Linked DNA regions of Homo sapiens: region 1 is linked to region 2. A link is a loop called in an ENCODE intact Hi-C map of the cell type or tissue named here. Cell type or tissue: Calu3. All regions are shown on one strand. Links, peaks and the distances in the headings refer to the core of each region. The heading gives the core; the rest is flanking DNA.

Region 1 (2,500 bases), core at 1-2,500, 320 kb before region 2:
AATACTGGTGATGCTCCCTAGAGCAGGAGGCCCGGAAGTGCTGACGCAGCCATCAGCCTGCCAAGATTGTTTTTTAATCTTCACAGTGTTTTAAAGAACATGTTAAAAAAAAAAAAATCTAGTGCTCCTGCTGTCAAGATTTCTGTCATGGAAACCTTGTTTGAGAAAGGTGTTAATAAAATTCTATTGCAAAAATTTCTTTTTCTAGAAAAAATAAATACAAAAAAAAAAAAGAAGAAATTCCAAAGTAATAAAACTTTTCTTGAGACAAACAAAAAAAAAGTTTGCTTACTATTTGATTAAATAAAATTTACTTACATTTCTTTAAGGTATTTTAATTTTTTAATGTCTCTGTGGAGTATTTGTATGATACCATAATGTATATTTATGTAGAATCAAATTATATAAACAGTACCAATATCATTATAGAAAAAAATAACATTTTAATGTATATTGTTCTAACAATCATATTGTGAATCATTTTGAAGTTCATTATAGCGATATTGATAAATTGTGGAATTGTCTTAATGTTTTTTTATTAACTGACATTATTTTAAACCTAACTGAGATGATCAGTTACATTCATCAGTTGGTGAGTTTTGAAGAATAACTACATTTTATTTCAAACTAACAAATGTATACGGTTTTAGTTCAGTGTTGAAGAATTTTAATACAATATTAAATTACTTGAACTGAACAGTTCCTTGTATATATTTTGCCTATTCACTGTTGATATGTATGTAGCAAAATGAGAGTTAAATAACACTAAAATATGGTACCAGGAGGCAATTGTATAGGAGCAAAGTTAATAGGAGCTTTGCTGAAACAGAAGCATATGTGTAAATAAGCTTGGGCTTCCAGTTATAAATTTTGTAATTTTTGTCATTATTTATATCCTATAAAAAAAGCACACAAAAATAAAACAGAAGTTGTACAGCAGTGGTGCTTGGCATCGTTCTGTGAGCACCTTCCCCACTCCCATTTAGGAGCAGAACCAAAGGCCCAGCCTTCTCAGCATCTACAGCTAAAGGGACTTTTTTAATTGGCAAAATTGTTGAGAAAAGTTGCACAGTTCCAAGTTCAACCAGTCTGAGAAAGATACACAGGCCTCTGAAACTTTAATTTTAACCTAAAGCCCCCACTGCCTTCTTTTAAATATTAAAGCAGACTGTAAGGAGGAATTGTCAAAACAGGCATCTCTAAAAGAGAAAGGACCACCAAACTGGATCACTTTTGTAGCACAGCCTCGATGGTATGTTTGGAAAAACATTATCTACATGGTCATCAGTCCTTTCATTTTTTTCTATACACACAGCAGCCCCATAGACCAGAGCAGGGACGGGAAAAGGAAGGGCTAGGCCTGCAGGGGGCAGATGAGAGGCGGCCCATGCATTGACGAAGAGATTTGCAGCTGATTTTCTTCAAGGGGAAAATTGATACATTGATAACTTCAATAACCATGGGCAGGGGGGGTCATTGAATGCTAACATCATTACTCAAAAAAGGACTTGAATTCAATTACTCCATTTAATTGTTTCTTATTAAATTGTATTCTATGATAAATCTGAGTTAACGAACCCTATGAAAATTATCCCTAGTTAGTTCATTAATAAGTCATGGAAATGATTTTTCTCAAGACACACAAGATTTTTCTCAAGTTGGAATACTTGGGAATATTGCTGGTTCAATGTTTGTTTGGATAAGATGGAGCAGAAGACAGGCTTGGATAAAGGAACACGTGGCCAAATCCTCAAAAATCAATAAAAATTCACACCTGGATTCAAGGTAGCATCACTCCTAATTACTTCTGAAAAGAAATGAAAATTTGATAAGTGATCTAGCCTCAAGAGAATTAGAATATAATGGCCATGTTCAGGAAATCCGTAGGAAGAAGACTTTTTTTAAAAAAAATAACTTTCTAAGTTCTCTTTTTAGATAGGCTAGTCGATCTGAAGGTTCGAAACACATTTTTTGAAATAAAGTTGGGTAACTAACTAGCCAACACAGCCAGCACAGAGTCTACATGCAGCAAGGCCCACTGGCCCACCCCATATTCCAGTCCTAGCTCCCCAACAGCCAGCCAGCCAGCCCCACATTTACTGCCTCTAGGCAAATGGACACAAGCATCTGCCTGCCCCAGCAACAGAGTCCTGCTTCCCACAGAAACCGGTTCCAAAGCCGGCAGAGACGGCGCTTTGAACTTGCTCAGGCCTTTTGACCATCACCATGCTGCATATTGTGACTCTGTTAGTAGCTAGGAGCTGGAACTTAATTTTGTGGTCGAAATAACCCTGAGACCTTGGTGCCAACCAGGGAAATGCCAACTCCACTTAACTGTTTCTGTCTTCCGCTCAAGTCGGTCTACTTATTGAGAACTCACTCTGTGCTTAGCGTGGCATCACTTTCCTTAGAGTTGCTTCTGCAAAGATGGTCATTCTGCAGCCAACATATTGCACTCAGTGTGCAACTCATCAAAAAGCATAGCTACAAATTATTATTA
Region 2 (5,649 bases), core at 1,444-3,943:
TATTGCAGGGTTCAAATGGTGTGTTGCTGGTTAGCCACCCTGCAAGGGTAGGCAAACAACAAGCCAGAGGCTGTGTCTACAGCCGTCAGTGCATATGTGTAGCCCTGCGCTTTTGGAAGTGGCCCAATGTAATCTATTTGCCATCTGGTCAAGGGCATCCATCCTACCGTCACTCGCTGTGTTACAGTGGGCAGCTGTCTCCGTCTGGGGTATGCCTGGGCGCATGCCTGGCACTTCCGGCAGGCCTCCAAAGTGTCCTGCGAAGGCAAAGACAGACCCCAGTACCTACTGACCTGTTACATCAGTTCAGTACATCAGTTCAGAAACTGTCCCAGTTTCCTGTGTAGCCACAAAGCTACATCTTGTGTAGGTGCCGACTCTAACCATCAGACCTTGGCTAAGGCATCCGCCTCAACATTACAGGGGGTGGCCAAAGGCACATGACCTGACACATAATAGTTACCTATTTCTGATGACCTATTTCCCAGAGGTCTTGCCACATCGCTTAGCCCCAAATGGGCCAATCGCCTACAAGCCAATTCAGCAGCCCCTCACAGGGTCAGCGTTACATTTATACCCTACACAAACAATAGTAGCTGAGAGCCAGGTGGGGAGCTTCTCTGTGTTGTGTCTACTACCTCAGCCAGTAGTCACTTCATATATGCGGTGCCCCATATATGGGGGTGCTAAAAGCACTCTAGCCAAAAGCACTCGGGGGCGCTGAGCCCAGCACAAGATCCCTCATGTGGGAGGTAAAACGTTCTGGCCCCTGGATATTCAGATAAAACATAGCCTGTCACCTGCCCATCTCCCAGAGTACCTGCACCAAATCAGAATATGATTGCCATTTACTCACAATTTTTGATATCTCTCTGGCATCATTCCAAACAGTCCATATGGCTGCCATCAGCCACTCTATTAATGTCCACACCTTGCCCGTGTGCCAATGATTGGCACAGCTGCAGTGTCTGACGAAGGGAGGAGTGAGTTGTAATAGAGGCCAGCTTCTCCATCTCGGAGGCAGAGCAAGAAATGCTATCAGCCCCCTCATCCCAAAAACGGAGTAGCCAGGCTGGCAGGGGCTCCCCTGGGCGCTGCCAACACTGTTTACTCAACTCCTGCAACTCAGTGGGGGTATAAGCACTATAAGAAGTGTGTTCCACCACTGTTGTGGGGGGTCCTGGGCTCTCCCCTGGGGTCCCATCGGCTCCTCATGTTCTACCTTCTGACGGATCACAGGGCGAGCCCGCAGGGAAGGAGCCCCTCCTCCTTAGCATCAGATCCAACAGAAGTGTCTGACTGGGACGACTGGCTGAAGATCGCACTAACAGCCATTGCTAACTCCTGTTCCAGGCTGCTTATCTGGGCCTCCAAGCGCCCTGCTTGTGCCTGCAGGTCCCCCACCCCCAGGTCCTGGTCTAAGCTGTGCACTTGGGCCCCCAGGCACGTGGCTTGCGCTGGGAGGTCCCTTACCTGTGGGACTGAGCATGTACTCTGCCTAGTGCAGTCAGAAATGCTCATCCGACTCCGCCAGCGAAGGTGCATTCCTTCTTGGTGCTGTGAGCTTCCAGCTGCTTCAGTGCCTTCTCCACACTCGCAGGAGACCCGTTACTGCCTCCCATATTTCCACTGGGGCCCATCCAAGCAGCACCTCTGCCACTGGGTACCACAGCCCATGCTGCGGCCACATAGCAGACCCGGGATTCTCAAAGGCTGAAGACTCACTCACCTCATCCTGCCGACTTCGCCAGTTGTCGTGCTCAGGGTCAGGTTCCAGCCCCAGCTGAGGGCTGAGGGGAGTGAGTGGATGTGGGGCAGGGAGCTGGAAGAACACTCGAGAGACAGCAGGTAGTTGAGACATGGCTTTATTCAGCAGCCCCTCACAGGGTCAGTGTTACATTTATACCTACACAGACAATAGTGGCTGAGAGCCAGGTGGGGAGCTTCTCTATGTTGTGTCTACATGGCTATGATTATATGAGACATGGGAGTGTGTGCGTGCGCCCCAATCCTGCTGAGTCTTCTAGGCTGTTTTCCTCGGTCTATGCCTGCTGCCCTATGCCTGCTTGGCTGCAGCACAGCCATGTTCCTTACACCTCCAAAGTGCTGGGATTACATGCATCAGCCACCACGCCTGGCTTCAATTTCTCTAACTTTTCTGTTTTTTCTCCTCCAAATCAAAATCTAAAATTTTCCTCTAGACTAGAGAAACAAAAACCAAAAATCATATTTTGAGCCAAGTGTTTTCCTTCTCCTTTCAATCACTTAAGCTTCCTCAGACTATCTTTTTGAGTTGGAATACTGCTTGAAGAAGTGTGTGAAATATGAAACAAACGCAGACCTATTCTTCGGCAACTTTGAGCTTGTGCAGGGAGACAGATTAAGGGAACTGGAAGAAAAACAAAGACCAAAGAGAATTGGAATGCATAGTGAATCTGCCTGAAAAATTTATCACAGACTTTAGACATTGCACTGTAATATTAACAGCCTATACTTGTCTGGCGATTTCCAGTTTCTAAAGTGCTTTTATGTCCATTACCTCGAGACCACCCTAAAGAGAAGGGCAGGACAGGCATTGCTTTTTTTTACGAAGAAGAGCTTAGGAGAGACTGAATGCTTAGCATGCAGCAACTCACCATGTGCAACTCACCCTGTCAACATGGGAACTAGCATTTAAACCTGGCTCTGCTGGCCCCAAGTCCTAGCCTTTTTCTGCCTTACCACAAACTCCACCTACTTGGGTTACCCTGGAAAGGCGCCCGGTGTCCACACCCCTCTTCTAGTAAGACTCAAGGCTGTTGACTTGCATTCCTGGGCCGCCTGCAGGCCCACGCCCCCACCATCTGCATACTATAAATGCTTTCTTCATGGAAGAACTCTAGACAGGGAAATATTTTGGTACTGGTCTGAATTAAATACCAAAGCCTTATTTGTAATTTCTGCTTAGGCAATGACACGTAAGGGATTCCAAAGGGCGACAAGTGTGAGTCCATTTGGCATTCCTTCTTTGGGCAATGGGGAAGGAGATGGCAAGTCAAGGGAAGTTAGAGTTATCCAGCCCCGACTAAGTCCAGCTGCCAGGGCTTAAGCTGAATTGACAGTCAGAGGAAGAACTAGCAGAGAGCTCTGAATCAGATTTCAGTGGTTCCACCTCAAATGGGAGTTTCTCATTGGTCTGGCAAGAGCTGTGGCTGGATTTAAAGTGAAACTGAGCCATGGACCCTGGGGGACAGCACAGGATATTACAAATGACAGCTGCTTGTCTCAATAGCAACATCTGGTCAAGAGGCCTGATCCATGACCCTTGGTGTGTGAAGCATGGGGATGTATTGACATCTGGGTTTGAGTATCTGAGGAAAGCTGTTTTAGAGCAGAGCAGAGACTCAAAGCATTGGTTCTCATTCATTACTAGTCTTCTGATTTTGAATCAGGCACATGGCTTCTCTAAGCCTCAGTTTGCTAATCTGTAAACAGGAGAGTAATAGTACTTGCCTCTCAGGTTCTTTTTTTTCTTTTGTCAAAAGCATTTTATAAGCTACAAAGGGGTCTAGAAATGTAGTTTATTACAATCGTTGTTACTTACAGGTCTGAATTTCCTGCAGGAAAAGGGGATAGAAAAGTATAAGAAATAATGGTAGCTTTGCACAGTGGCAGTATGGTAGCCCATGAGGTTTATCCGAGGCCCGATTATGGCTAGTTGAAAATGTTTCCCAATACCCTGCCATGATGATTTAAAATATAGTCGGCATGGGCAATTTTTGCAGTCTGTATTGAAACTGAACTGAAAAAAAAACAACAACAAAAAACGAAGGCAATAAGGAAATAAGGGGAGGAACTGAAGAACAGAAAAAGGAGCAGAGATAACATCCTTTAAATTAATTTTTAAAGTGTTTTTAGGCACCTGGAGCTGTGCTAAGAGCTATAAAAATAAGGTTCAGAGATGTCACTGTAGATTCAAGGCCTTTGCACGAAATGGTGCAAAGCTGATAAGGAATGGGGTAGAGATGGGATTTGGGGAGGACAGGAGTAACATTAATGGAGCATCTACGACGTCCAAGGCATTGCTGAGGATGCCATTATCTCAAGTAAGGCTTTGCATAGAGTATGCACCAGCCTCATTTTAGGGAGGAGGAAACCAAGACTCAGAGACATTGAGCAACTTGCTCAAGGTCACATGGCTAGTAAGTGATAGAGATGGGACTTGTCTGCCTCTAAAGCACATCCTCATATGCAGACAAATGAGTCAATAAAGAAAAGTATAAATTGGGTAATTCATAGGACATGTTATTAAAAAGGTGAAGGCTGAGAGAGAAAAAGAAAGCCCTGGCAGCTTGGTGACTGACTTCAGTCCTGTTGGCCTGGGACTTTCCCCATTTTAGAGTGAAAAGTCCTGTATCCTGGGAAGCCTCTCAGTCCCCGACAATCTGGGATGGTTGGTCACCCTACAGCTGATAGCTAATTGCTGGCTTATTTGCTACCAGTTGGGTCATGCTGTTGCCTTGGTGAACACAGGCAGAATGTTGATATCAGATGAGAACTTTCAAGGATGTGATGGAACAAGACAAAAACAAGACAACTCTGTAATTATGCCTGAACAGAGATAAAAACAGACACTGTATAACTGCAAAAATGACCAAATACCCCCCTCTCCTGGCTAATGGGAGTGACTACTGCTTCTTCTTCGATCATAACTCTATCCCTACCTCTTTTTTTTTTTTTTTTTTTTTTGAGATGGAGTGCAGTGGCACGATCTCAGCTCACTGCAACCTCCGCCTCCTGGGTTCAAGCGAGTCTCCTGCCTAGCCTCCCAAGTAGCTTGGAATACAGGTGCATGCCACCATGCCTGGCTAGTTTTTGTATTTTTATTTTTATTTATTTTTTTAGTAGAGACAAGGTTTCATCATGTCGGCCAGGCTGGTCTCGAACTTCTGACCTTGTGATCCACCTGCCTCGGCCTCCCAAAGTGCTGGGATTACATGGGATTGCAGGTGTGAGCCACCGCGCCTGGCCAACTCTAGCTCTACTTCTATCCTCCTACCCACTAAAGAAAAATGAAGATAATCATTAAATTTCCGTATGTTATATCTGACAGCTTCCATCCCGCACAGATCCCCCAGTTCCTTGAGTGCTCCCTGAAATCAGCTAACGTACTGATTCAGCTGAAATCAGCCAACACTCCCATAACAATCCCTTTCTAACACCCTCTTTCTGAGACACTTCATGGATACTCATGGTGTGAGCGGATCTCACCATGAAGAGCAAACCCAATTCTGTTTCACATCAGATGCGTTCCTGGAGGATCTTTGACTTGAGGGCATTGATGGGGCTTACACAAGGGCAGTGTGTGAAGAGTGGCCACCCCTAGCTTGTGGTGTTATAATTTTCTGTTTCTGGGCTAGCTAGACCAGATGCTTCTTTAAAGCAGAATCTCATGCTAAAAATAACTAGCATTTTTTGAGGGTTCTCACTTGCCAGGCACTGTACTAGGCTCTCTCCATGGACTGACCCATTTAATGCTCATCTGCACTTTGCAAAGTAGGTGCAATTATTCTTCTCGTATCATGGATGCAGAAGAGGCATCTGTATAAAACTACAGAAATTGCTCAGAGTAAGTGGCAGAGTCAGGATGACTCTAGAACCCTGCTGACA

Evidence for each region. Hi-C counts contacts between places; a loop is a spot of excess contacts. Peaks named below come from ENCODE experiments on the same cell type or tissue, not always from the same donor. Only the 100,000 strongest peaks of a DNase experiment are listed, where the experiment ranks them.
Region 1: it touches region 2 in a loop (4-fold over the local background); 4 of 110 quality-filtered maps call a loop at or near these places.

The regions. Positions count from the first base shown.
Region 1 is chr12:98,742,413-98,744,912 of GRCh38, reverse strand. It overlaps ANKS1B (ankyrin repeat and sterile alpha motif domain containing 1B), which reads left to right. Exons shown (of 27, transcript NM_001352186.2): 27 at 1-939. Among named protein-coding and RNA genes, the nearest start is that of APAF1, 98 kb to the right of the region's middle. In Calu3, for the core only: a CTCF peak has its summit at 1,373 (motif pointing right); a DNase peak (open chromatin) is centred at 1,362.
Region 2 is chr12:98,416,026-98,421,674 of GRCh38, reverse strand. It overlaps the pseudogene RNU4-41P. Among named protein-coding and RNA genes, the nearest start is that of TRD-GTC1-1, 85 kb to the left of the region's middle. In Calu3, for the core only: no CTCF peak of the experiment used is centred there; a DNase peak (open chromatin) is centred at 2,784.